Regions from separate parts of the Homo sapiens genome. Here regions 1 and 2 are each linked to region 3. A link is a contact called in ENCODE Hi-C or POLR2A ChIA-PET data. All regions are on one chromosome and are shown on one strand. The core of a region is the stretch at or near the end of the contact, and the rest is flanking DNA. Distances in the headings are between cores, read along the strand shown.

Region 1 (4,038 bases), core at 1,100-3,599, 600 kb after region 3:
GTGAGAAAAAAGCAACCAGCGCAGGAAGATACTGAATAGGATGTTTAGTCATTTCTTTATTACCTAATAAAGATCCTTCATAACCATTTCTTCATTAAGGCAAACTCTGTGTTTAAGAACATAGGCCTGGGCCGGGCGGGGTGGCTTATGCCTGTAATCCCAGCACTTTGGGAGGCCGAGGCGGGTGGATCACTTGAGGTCAGGACTTTGAGGCCAGAGTTCGAGACCAGCCTGGCCAATATGGTGAAACCCTGTCTCTACTAAAAATACAAAAAAATTAGACAGGCGTGGTGGCGCTTGCCTGTAATCCCAGCTACTTGGGAGGCTGAAGCAGGAGAATAGCTTGAACCCAGGAGCGGGGGTTGCAGTGAGCCGAGATCGCACCAATGCACTCCAGCCTGGGCGACAGAGGGAGACTCCTTCTCAAAAAAAAGAGAAAAAAAGAAAAAAAAACCAGGCCCTAATGTGCACATAAGGGACAGGGTGGTCAGTTCTAACTGCTATTTGCTCCACCTGAGGCCAGTGTGGACCAGGACAAATCCTAACAGGATGGACTGGGCCGTTCTAAGCAACAGGACCTTCTAACCTCCTTTCTGAACACTGTGAGGCCAACTGCAAAGGTACCCCCCCACCCCCAATTCCGATGTCCTTTCCTCCCATACCATGTTAGACCGTTGCAACACGTTGCCTCGTTTTCAAAAAACAATAACAAAACTTCTAGGACACAAGCTCTGAAGGAAATTGTCAAGAAAGTGCGCTGGCTGACTTGTGAAATAATCTAATGTTACTAATTCTTATAATACATTGTAATGATTTAAGACTTACAGCAAACTACTGTGAACTTTCAATAACCCTATAAATAACACGTGCCATTCCCGTCTTTAAAACTTAAATAACACCATGCAACATAAAACAGAAACATCTCCAAAGTGGTTTTTAAAGTCTGTTCGCGGTTCTGGTGCCTCCCGCGTGTAATCCGCAGAAATCTCACTGAAATAGGCTGAACTCACAAGGCCTTAGAGGGGTTTGGGCCCTGCCGCGGGGGCCCACGTGGGAAGCGGCCGAGAGCCCCGGGCCAGGCTCTAAGGGAGCGCAGGAGGATGCCGTCCCCAGCCGGCCGTCCCGTAGACTCTCCGCGCGTACCCGCGTCCTGGGCTCGGGGGCCCAGTCCCGGAAAGCCCTCTCGGGGGCTGTCAGCTACGGAGGCGCAGGTCGCGTCTGCCCGGTCGCTCCTGCTCGCAGACATCCAGGCCGACGGCCCGCGCGGTCCGGAGAGTCAGCAGTCGCGGCCGAGCAGGACAATCGGCCCAGGACCTGCGCTTCCAGAGCGTGCGGCTTCTGAAGCCTAGGCGCCGGCCGGATCGATCGCGCGCAGGGCGGACCCAGGCGGCCGGGGTGGGGGCGGCTGCGCTGCCCGAGGCGCCCGGCCCAGAGACGGCGGCCGGGCCAAGGTCACACAGCGCCCACGCCCGCTCCCCCGCGCCCCGGCCGCCGAGGCCCGGCGCCCCCGCCCCCCGCGTTCGGGCCGGCCGCGGGGCCTCAGTTTCCCCGCAGGGCCGGGTCGGGGCGGGGGCGTGGCGGCCCGGGGCCCGCGTACCTGTGGAAGGAGACGGCGCGCTTCTCGCCCTTTCCCTGCCGGTTGGAGCAGTTCACGGCCGCACAGCAGATCACCATCGCGGGCCTTGGCCCAGCCGCGCAGCCAGGCCCCGGCCCTAGCCGCCCGCCCGCCCGCGGACCGCCCCGAGGGAGGGAGCGCGGCGGCGACACGGCTCGGGACGTGGGCCGGCCCGCGGCGTCCGCGCCGTACGGCAAGATGGAGGCGCAGGCGCCCGCAGCGGGCCCGCCCCCGCCCCAGCCCCCGCCCGCGTCCTCGCCAGCCGCGGGTTCGGGCGTCTTCGGACCAGCGGGGCGCCGCAGGCCCCTCGCAGCGTCCGTCGGCAGGCGGGCAGACGGGCGGGGGAGTCGCCCCGGCGGGGCAAGTCCGTACCGCGACATGGGCGCGCCGAGCACGTCCGTACCGCAAGATGGCTGCTCGGACGGGGACAGAGCTCGCCTCTGCCGCCTCGACAACTGCTCCTGGGTCCTCTAAGAGGAGGAAGCGCCACCCATGGCACACAGTGTCCCGTCGGACAGCAGAACCAGCCGTCGTCCCACGACACGACCCCATGCCGCCCGCAGGGCGCCCCGGGGCTCGCGTCGGCCCGGCCGTACGCCAAAATGGCGGCTCCCGCGTATTTCCGCTCGCGCGCCGTATCGTCTTCGCCGCCTGCGCCGGCACACCTATTGGCCCCCGCGGCGTCCCGTCGCCGCGTCGCGTTGCTGGCCCGTCGGAGCGACGCCGCTCGGGTCAGTCGGCGGCCGGACTGGGAAGATGGACGCAGGTGAGGAGTTGCCGGGGGTCGGTCTTTCCGCAGGAGGTGCTCGCCTTATCATTGGCCTCCCCTGCTCGGGTCGGGCTGCCGCGACTCGCCTCGGGGCACGCCGGTGCGGGCCAGGCTGGGCCGGGGCGGCGGGCGCTGCGGGAGCGCGGGGCGGTGTTGGTGGGTGGTGGGCGGTGGGAGCGGGAGGGGGACGGCGGCGCACTGCGCCGCGGAACCCGCCGTCGGTTGCGCTGGAGCTTCTGCTTTTCCGGTCCCGTCCGGAGCGCTCCGGAGGTTGTGGCTGCACAGGCCCTTGCGCCAGGTCGGCCGTGGAGGGCGGCGGAGCCTGCCGGGCGGGGAGAGGCGCGGCGGCGAACGGGGCGGCCGCGGTCCGGGCCGGGGACGCGAGCGGCGGGCGAAAGCGTAGCCTTTCCGCAGCTGAGCGTGAAGGGATGGAAGCTCTTTAACTTTTATGAAGTTATTGGTAGGTTGGAGGAGAGAAACGTGACGTGTTCATCACAGTATACGTATCTTTTTTGTTTTTGTCTTCAATTTAGTAACCAGTAGATTCTCCAAGCTGCTTTTCCGTGACGAGAAAGAGAAACAGTGAATTTGTATCATCGGGTCTTAGTTTCTTGGGGTCCTAAGAGAGAGAGAAAGAGAAGGAGTGTGTGTGTGTGTGTATAGGGAGTGTTGGTTTTTTTCCTATCCTTTCATGCTTCCGCTCCATTTTTGCTAGCAAGATTATTTTAAGTCAGCGCCAAACCCATCGCTAGCCCAGTAGCCCTAGAAATATTTTTACACAGAAGTTTTAGCTCATTCATTCTTTGTGGGAACTGATTTGCCTTTTACCAAGTATCCCCCATCTGTAAAGAAAGATTTTCATCTGGTTTAATTCTGTCATTCTGAATGGGATTGTTTTTACTTTTTATTTTTCTGGTAGCTACAACATAAATTTATTAAGATCTGAGTTGGAAAACTGTAATGTGTATTGCCAATATCTATTAAAATGATTTGTAGCAGCTCACCACTTAAATGTGGTAGGTGGCTGGAGGAAACAGGAGCCCTGACTCCCTAAGGAGCATGTTGACCAGGTGTATATCTTGTGAAGTTTGTCTTTTAGAATAACCGTCATTCACGGTTGAACTATTTGCAGCTGTGTACTATTTGTTGTTTACTATTTTACAACTGTTGTATTATATCTTTTTAGGTGTTATTGTTTGTGATGCAGGATTTTTCTCAGCCACTCTGGCAGCCAGAGACCTCCGGCTGGCGAGGCCCCTGCCCAGGCCTTGCTTGGGTCCAGGCTCGCCGCAGGAGATACCCCATCTACTTGGTCCACCGGTGGGCACCTGGTTTGCACTATGGCACGGATACCATGGCCACCATGACTGTATGCTCAGCCCCTGGCGGGAGTGGGTGTGTGGGTGAGTGAGTGCCGGGTCCCGCCAGCTGTTTCAAGCGCAGGCACCAGAGTGGGCTCTGCAGAGCTTACAGCTAGACATGTGGCAAGCAACTCCCACGGCGGACTCCAGCGTCCAGACAAAGGGACAGTGGATTCTGGTGTCCAGACAAGGGGAAGGTAGTGGCGCCCAAGCAGGGGTGCTTACAACCCTGAAGCCCAAGAGGGGGTGTTGCAGAGTGTCAGCAGCCCTGTTACTCCCATTGCCCTGCTCCA
Region 2 (4,073 bases), core at 1,498-3,997, 730 kb after region 3:
TCTGCTCGTCAGCTGCCCTGGGCAGCGGATGGGCTGGGCGATGCAGCTGGATGCACATCTCATTCTGTCATGAATGTCCAGTAAAAATCTGAATTGGTTGCAACCTTCTCTTTGCTTCTGTTACTGGAAAATCATCTTTCAGAGCCCATTGTGAAGGGCCTGTGCATCCCATTCCCACAGCCCCTGGACCACTGGGGCCATAGTGTGGCCGGGCCTGACACTACTGTGACTGTCACTGTGCCTCCTGTCCCCATGCACTGTCTGGTGGCAGCTGAGCTCCCACCGGCTGCACAGGGCAGGCCTGGACATGGAACGGGCAACTCATAACCCTTGGTGGCCCTGGAGGCCCTCAGCAGCTGGGCCTGACCGAGGTGTATCCACGGGCCCCTCCTGTCCCTGTGGGTGTCGAGGACCTCGGATCCTGCTCAGAGGGGGAAACATACCTCTGACCCGCTGCCCTGCAGAGCCCGCCTGCCTAGCCAGGGCCTCTGTGTGGACAGGCCACGTCCTCCTGGTGGAGGTCCTCGGGGGATGGGTGGGGGCCTTGGTCCAGCATGATTTTTTTTTTTTGAGACAGGATCTCACTCTGTCACCCAGGCTGGAGTGCAGGGGTATAGTCACAGCTCAGTGCAGCCTCCACCTCCTGGGCTCAAGTGATCCTCCCACCTCAGCCTCCTGAGTAGCTGGGAGTACAGGTGTGAGCCATCATGCCCAGATAATTTTTTTTTTTTTTTTTGAGACAGAGTCTTGTTCTGTCACCCAGGCTGGAGTGCAGTGGTGCGATCTTGGCTCACTGCAAGTTCCGCCTCCCGGGTTCACGCCATTCTCCTTCCTCAGCCTCCCGAGTAACTGGGACTACAGGTGTCCACCACCGTGCCCGGCTAATTTTTTGTATTTTTAGTAGAGATGGGGTTTCACCTTCTTAGCCAGGATGGTCTTGATCTCCTGACCTCATGATCTGCCCGCCTCGGCCTCCCAAAGTGCTGGGATCACAGGCATGAGCCACCGCACCCGGCCATGCCCAGATAATTTTTAAATTTTTTTTTTTGTAGAGATGAGGTGTCCCTGTGTTGCCCAGGCTGGTCTTGAACTCCTGGCCTCCAGCGGCCTCCCACCTCAGCCTCCCAAAGTGCTGGGATTACAGGCCCGAGCCTCTGCGTCCAGCCGATCCAGCATGCTTTGAAGGCACAAATCAGGGGCACTTTCATGCTGGCCCAGCAGAGCCAGTGGGTCCCGCCCAATGCCTGGGCTACTTCCTGCTGTGCCTGGGGGCACCTGGGGCTGTCCTGCCTCACTGGCCAAGGCCCGGCTCTGTCCCTGGGCTCTGGCCACTGTTCTGCCATCCCAGGCTGGGTACCCATGGGCAGCCCGACAGTATCTGTTGCACAGAGCAGACCCCAGGCCCCATGGGTGCCTGACACGAAGCCCCACAGCGTGTGCCCGCGTCCCCCGAGGTCAGCCGGCGGCTCCTGCCCTTCCCTCTGACCTCTGGTTGGGGGCCGGCCATTTTTCTGCTTGTTCCTCTAGCTCTGCTACTGGGCACATGGTCCGTGCTGGGTAGGCTGCAGGCCAGGGTGAGTTGCTGACCCGCTGACCCTGGCTGTGCACCTGCCCTCCTGCCCTGGGTGGCTGCTGCTGGCCCAGGGGTGACTTGGGGGCTTTCAAGCTTCTGCCCGTGCTGGCCGCACGACCCCACGTCCCACCCTGGGTAGGGACTTGTGATTCTCAGAGCTGGGGTCCGTTGCTTTCCTAAGGACCTCCGGCCCTGGTCGTGGTCTAAATGCTCACTCCTGTTGTTGGAGAGGCCAGCCGGGTGACAGGGAAAAGCCCAGAGCCCCGGGCTTCCCGTGAGGATCTGGGCTCAGCATGGGCTGTGGGGCTGCAGAGGCCTGGCCTTGCCTGCTGAGGGACACCCGCTGGTAGTGCCTGCAGAGGGGGGAGGAGGAATTCCTCCCCCTAGTGCCCTCTGGACCCTGGGAGAGCAAGACCTCTGCATCCACACTGCCTTCCGCTGGGCCTCTGGGGACTGGGGAAGCGGACACAGTCCAGGACTGTTGGAGGAGGAAGAGGCTGCGGCTGCTCTTCCCTGGGGGTCCGGCTCCAGGAGGCTGCGGTGACCGTTGGGCCGGAGCAGGCCAGTGCCGGGCACGTCCTGCCCATGACAGCCCTGCTGCCAGCCGTGGGCACTTGTTCCTGGAGCTCCGTGGCTGGGTCCTGCCGTCTCCGCTGCTGCCCTGCCCTGCCATGTTCACCTCCAGTTTATCCAGCAATGGGGAGAGGGGCTTCTTAGATCCCCCTCAGGCTTTTCTTTTGTGCCTTTAGATATGTGAAATACAACACAGCCAGGCAAAGCAGGTGCCGGTGAGACACCTGGCTGGCCCGAGCTGGCCCGAAGAACTGCCTGTCTGCCATGAGGAAAACCCACACTGCGTGGTGGCTGGGAGGCCAGGAGTTTTCACAAGCCGGAAACCTGTTAGATTTCTCTACCTGACAGCAGGAAAATCTGATGAGACCCGATCGCATCCAGGCAGGCCGTGTTCTCGCAGCCCGCGGGTTAACACAGACTCCGAGTGACTCCGACGCAGGAGAACGCGGCGAATCTGCGTGAGGCAGGCCACCAGCCTTGGTGCCCCGGAGACAGCTCCCCCAACGGCCATGTGACGGCGTTGAGTGTCCGTGGTCAGGTGTGTGTAAGAGACGCGCAGAGAATTCCACGCCGTCCCAACCTCCCAGCCGGAGGCTCTGACGAGGCCTGCAGCCACGCGGAAAGAGCAATGAGGAGCACGTGTGTGGGGAGGAAGGCGGGTTCTGGCCCCGTTCCTTCCGCAGCAGCTCCGGCCTGGCGGGTTCTGACGGAATTCTGCAGCGGCTCCAGCCAGGGTCGTCGGGGCGGGGTGGGTGCTCAGGGGCGGCCTTTGTGTTCGGATTAGAAGCTGGTGATTGTCACATTAAGACCTCTAAGCTGCTGCAATCTGAGAAGATGTTACACAACCAGGGCCCCTGAGCTGAGGCCAAGGAGGGGGCCAGGAGAGTGGTGGGAGGGGCCCCAGGCAGGGCCAGAGCTGCCTGTGTACAGCAGGGGAGAGGGGAGAAGGGGTGGGCCGGGTGGTCTCAGCCCCAGGGAGAGTGGAGTGCCCGCCCCTCCCCTCCCCCAGGACGGCTGGCCCCTGGGAGAGCCCCTGGGGGAGCCAGTTTCCTGTAAGCAGAAGGGCAAGTGGTTGGGACCCAGAGGTGTCTGACAGTTGTGGACTTAGAGCCCAGAGGAAGGGTTTGGGGTTTGGGGCTCCTGGGACGCCGCAGGCCCCTGAGGACGTCCATCAGGATCCTGGCAGTGTGGAGGTGTAGGGTCCAGCCCTACGGGGCTTAGCGGGTGTTTTCCCTGTGTGTGGAGATGAGGGATTGTAATAAATAAAGACACAAGATAAAGAGAGAAAGAGAAAGCAGCTGGGCTCTGGGGACCACTACCATCAAGACGCGGGGACCAGTAGTGGTCCCAGAGGGCTAGGCCCACTGATATTTATTGCATACAAGACAAGGGGGCAGGGTAAGGAGGGTGAATCTTCTCAGTGATTGACAAGGTGAAGTAAGTCATGTGATTACAGGATAGGGGGCCCTTCCCTTTTAGGTAGCCGAAGCAGAGACGGAAGGCAGCAAACGTCAGCATTTTCTTCTCTGCACTTATAAGAAAGATCAAAGACTTTAAGACTTTCACTATTTGTTTTACCGCTATCTGCTACGAACTTCAAAGAGGAACCAGGAGTACAGGAGGAGTATGAAATGCAACAAAGAGTAATATTAAAAGCTAATGATTAATAATGTTTATAATAATGATTGATAATTGTCCATGATCATCTCTATATCTAATTTGTATTATGACTAATCTTATTCCAACTATTTTCTTTATTATACTGAAACAGTTTGTGCCTTCAGTCTCTTGCCTCGGCACCTAGGTACTTTCGCCCACATGGAGGCAGAGGTGACAGGCGTACAGGGCAGTGTGTCTGGACCCAGATGGCAGGCACGTTAACGACCAGTGACCAGGGCTCTGCCCACCTGGCCCGGCGCGTTGGCCC
Region 3 (3,815 bases), core at 270-2,769:
GTGGCCTGGCTCAAGCCAAGCCCGCACCTCTGCTGCCCCTCAGATGTGGACGACTGCAGCCCTGACCCCTGCCTGAATGGAGGCTCTTGTGTTGACCTAGTGGGGAATTACACCTGCTTGTGTGCCGAGCCCTTCAAGGGACTTCGCTGTGAGACAGGTAACTGGCCAAGTGCCTGCAGGCCACCATGGCTGATGGTGGCTTTGTGCCGTGAACACCCCCATAGCCACTTTCCCCTTCCTTCCTTGCCATCTGACTCACCTCACACCTGTCTCTGGGGTGGGAGGATGCCTCTGCCCCCTTCCCACTCCCCAGCGCTTCCCGCTCAGCCTGGATCCTAAGCCACCAACTGCAGGGAAAATAGGAAGCAAAAGATGGATGCTGCCTCCAGGGTGCTGTGTGAGGCTGAGCAACCCCTTCCCCTCTCTGGGCCTTGGTTTCCATCTGTGAAATGCCAGGAGGGATGACAAAGTTCACAAGTCTCCTCTTCCAGCCTGGGTGACTCTTGACTTTTTTAACATCTTCCTCTCCTACTCTAGAACCCTCAGCACACAAGGGAAAGTAACGGGAATCAGAAAGAAAACTGACCTTTCACTATTTTCTATTCTATTTTGTGTTGTTTAACTGCTAGTTGTGACTTGTTAGAGGAATTAAAAGGCCAACTGGAGATTGCAGCCTACAGTATAAAAATGGCTTTCGTGTCTGATTGTTGCACCTGCCTCCAGAGGCTCACCCACTGTGCCGACTTCTGTGGACGCACCAGGTGCTGCTTCTCTCCAGGGAGATGCTAAAGACAAACTATTCAGGTTATTTTTAGTTTAAAAAATTCAGGAGGAAATTCTGTTTTACCCGTAAGACACAGAGGGTCATGGGCCCTCCATCAGTCTTTGCCGAGTGCATGGGAGGCCAGGGTGTGTCCTGAGGGGAGGGTGGGGCAGGAGCGGGAGGAGGCAGCCTCACCTATTTGGCTGCTTTAAAGTCACTGTTCCGTGTCACAGCTCACTTTGCCCAGATTGTTATCTAAATATCAATGTATTTCACTAAATTCATGTCAGGAAACGGATAAGTGGTTTCAAAAATTTTTTGCAAATAAACCGTGTTTTCTACAGAATAATGATGCAAGTAGAGTGAATAATAAGAAACAGACTGGCCGGGTGTGGTGGCTTATGCCTGTAATCCCAGCACTTTGGGAGGCTGAGGCGGGCGGATCACTTGAGGTCAGGAGTTCAAGACCAGCCTGGCCAACGTGGTGAAACCCCATCTGTACCAAAAATACAAAAGTTAGCCAGACGTGGTGCTGCATGCCTGTAATCCCAGCTACTCGGGAGGTTGAGGCTGGAGCATTGCTTGAACCCGGGAGGCAGAGGTTGCAGTGAGCTGAGATCGCACCACTGCACTCCACCCTGGGTAACAGAATGAGTGAGACTCTGTCTAAAAAAAAACAAAAGAGGAAGAAGAAAGAAACAACAGACTGACGGTGGTGCTAACGTAATGACTGATTGACTGTATTACAAGGCGCAGATGCTGACAGTCTAATCAGGTCTGACAGGAAGTGGGCCACAAATTGGACACTACAAAAAAGAGTCTCTAGTCTTCTGCTTCTGGCCAACAAGAATTAACTGCTCTTGGAATTTCCCTCTCACCATCAACACCTAGAAAAACAGACAAAATCTGTGAAACCCTTTTCAGCCATTAGACAACAGACAGCACAAGCCTGTCACCCCTGAGAAAAGGGAATCAAATGAGGTGAGCCCTACAATTGCCCCAGATTCTGCCTGGGGCAGTTTCCACTCCACTGTGCTGGGAGGAGGAACTGAGAGTCCAGCAGTCCCTTTGAATTGAGGAGACAAAGATCCTAGTTCAGTGGCTACAGGATGGTGCTCCTGAGGCAGGAGGGAGCATGAGATCAAGAGGAGACCTCCCTGAATTTTGGCTTATTATTATCAGGCTCAGGATGAAATCTGCAAGGCTGGGGAAAGAACCACTAGAAAGCAGTAAGTCAAACACTTCCTGGAGCTCAAACAGGGCTGGGAGTCTATTGCATAGAGTCCTCAGTGGGGTGTCACTTTAGTAGTGCTGAACTAAAGACTAATGTCGACCTGCCCTAACAGATCTTAAAGAAAGCTTAAAAGGATCAAACTGATCCTAAGTCATTGAGCCATGTGCCAGAATAAAATCCTATACTCCTCAACAGGAGTATATCAATAATACAACAGAATCCAGAACTCCAAAATACCCAGTCAAAAATTATCAGGTCTACAAAGAAGTAACATATAACTCACAGTCAGGAGAAAAATAGATCAATAGAAACAGGCACCAGAAATGACAGAATTAGCAGATACAAATGTTTAATTATCTATTATGAATATGCTCCTATAATCAAGATTGTTGAGGGGAAAAAAACCTAATGAGAAGTAGAAGGTATTTTTAAAAACTTGTAGAAATGAAAAATATATCTGAGTTTTTAAAATACACTGAATAGTATTTACAGCAGGTTAGATATTGCAGAAGGAAAGATCAATGAACCTGAAGAGTGAAACAGAAACAATTCAATATGCATCACAGAGAGAATAAGACTAAAAGAAAAAGAAGAGATCTTCAGCAACCTGCAGAACGATATTAGGGTAATAGGATCCACGTATCTGGAGTCTGCGAAGGAGGATGGAGAACAGTATCAAGCAGCCTGGGATCCACGTATTTGGAGTCTGTGAAGGAGGATGAAGAACAGTATCAAGCAGCCTGGGATCCATGTATGTGCAGTCTGCAAAGGAGGATGGAGAACAATATTAAGCAGCCTGGGATCCACGTATTTGGAGTCTGCGAAGGAGGATGGAGATGGGTGTGGAAAGGAGTGTTATAGAAAAAGTATGTGAAGAAATAATACCCAAACATTTTCCACATTTGATGAAAACTAAAACCCACATTTCCAAGAAAAGCATGAAGAAAACCATGCAAAGCCATACCATAATCAAATTGCTGAAAACTAATGATAAAAAACCTCAAAAACAGCCAGAGGAAAAAGCCACATTACATACAGCGAAACAAGAATGAAACAGACTTCTCGTCAAAAACAATGCAAGCCAGGAGACACTGGAGTAACACCTTCAAAGCACTGAAAGAAAAAACCATCAACCTAGTGTACTGTATTACCAGCAAAACTACATTTCAAAAGTTAAGCTGAAATAAAGACTTTTTTACACAAACAAAAATGAAGAGCATTCATCACCAGCATACCTGCATTACAAAAAAATGTTAAAGGAAATTATTTAGTCAGAAGCAAAAAAAAACTGGTACCAAGGGAAAATCTGGATCTACACAAAAGAATGAAGAGTGTTAAAAATGATAAATATGTGGGTTGAAGACTTTTTAATCCCTTTAAAGAAAAATTTTAAAATAATAAAACTTACATGCAGAAATAAAATAGATGACTCCAATAACATAAACCAAGCTGTGCAAACTTTTTCTGTAAAGGGCCAGAAAGTAAATACTTTTGGCTTTGTGAGCCATATGGTCTCTATCACAACTCAACTCTACCATTGTAATGTGAAAGCAGCCAGCCATAGACAATATGTAAATGAATAGGTATGGCTGTGTTCCAATAAAACTGTACTTTTAAAAATTGATGGCAGGCAAGATTTGGTCTGTGGGTTATAGTTTACCAACTCCAATGTAAAAGATAAGAAGAAATGGAAGTATAATATTGTAAGGTCCCTATATTACATAAAGTGGTATATACTGTTTGAAGGTAGGCTGTGTAAGTAAAAGATATACATTGTAAACCCAAAACAAGTGAAAAATAATAATAAAGAATTACAGC

The links. A loop is a pair of places that touch in the nucleus more often than their neighbours do. ChIA-PET counts read pairs that join two places held with the same protein, here RNA polymerase II (POLR2A). Pooled maps may share reads with other maps.
Region 1: a pooled map shows a loop between it and region 3 (5-fold over the local background). The contact joins the promoter of ATG4B here to the enhancer-like site in region 3. A Hi-C loop is called at or near these places in 1 of 37 single-sample maps with no recorded cell type and 6 of 50 pooled maps. POLR2A ChIA-PET finds 5 or more read pairs at or near these places in 1 of 52 experiments (B cell).
Region 2: a loop to region 3 is called in a pooled map, with 4 times the contacts of the local background. The contact joins two enhancer-like sites. A Hi-C loop is called at or near these places in 2 of 50 pooled maps.

The regions. Positions count from the first base shown.
Region 1 is chr2:241,635,344-241,639,381 of GRCh38, forward strand. ATG4B (autophagy related 4B cysteine peptidase) reads left to right here and starts at 2,350. Exons shown (of 13, transcript NM_013325.5): 1 at 2,350-2,381. The coding sequence starts at 2,372. It overlaps THAP4 (THAP domain containing 4), which reads right to left and starts at 1,815. Exons shown (of 6, transcript NM_015963.6): 1 at 1,598-1,815. The coding sequence starts at 1,674. RefSeq lists silencers at 1,338-1,477, 1,548-1,617, 1,648-1,997, 2,368-2,417, 2,438-2,627 and 1 more and enhancers at 1,971-2,898, 3,298-3,831.
Region 2 is chr2:241,768,709-241,772,781 of GRCh38, forward strand. D2HGDH (D-2-hydroxyglutarate dehydrogenase) reads left to right here. Exons shown (of 10, transcript NM_152783.5): 10 at 1-103. Among named protein-coding and RNA genes, the nearest start is that of GAL3ST2, 6.1 kb to the right of the region's middle. RefSeq lists an enhancer at 2,055-2,967. Within about 2 kb of position 2,748, at least 4 of the 41 ENCODE cell types and tissues checked have a DNase peak (open chromatin) inside an H3K27ac peak, as active enhancers do.
Region 3 is chr2:241,040,257-241,044,071 of GRCh38, forward strand. SNED1 (sushi, nidogen and EGF like domains 1) reads left to right here. Exons shown (of 32, transcript NM_001080437.3): 8 at 44-157. The region is part of intron 1 of SNED1-AS1 (SNED1 antisense RNA 1); the gene reads right to left. It also overlaps a transcript of MTERF4 not described here. Among named protein-coding and RNA genes, the nearest start is that of SNED1-AS1, 22 kb to the right of the region's middle. RefSeq lists enhancers at 1,103-1,152, 1,603-1,832. Within about 2 kb of position 1,520, at least 4 of the 41 ENCODE cell types and tissues checked have a DNase peak (open chromatin) inside an H3K27ac peak, as active enhancers do; they include B cell, where a contact is called at or near this core.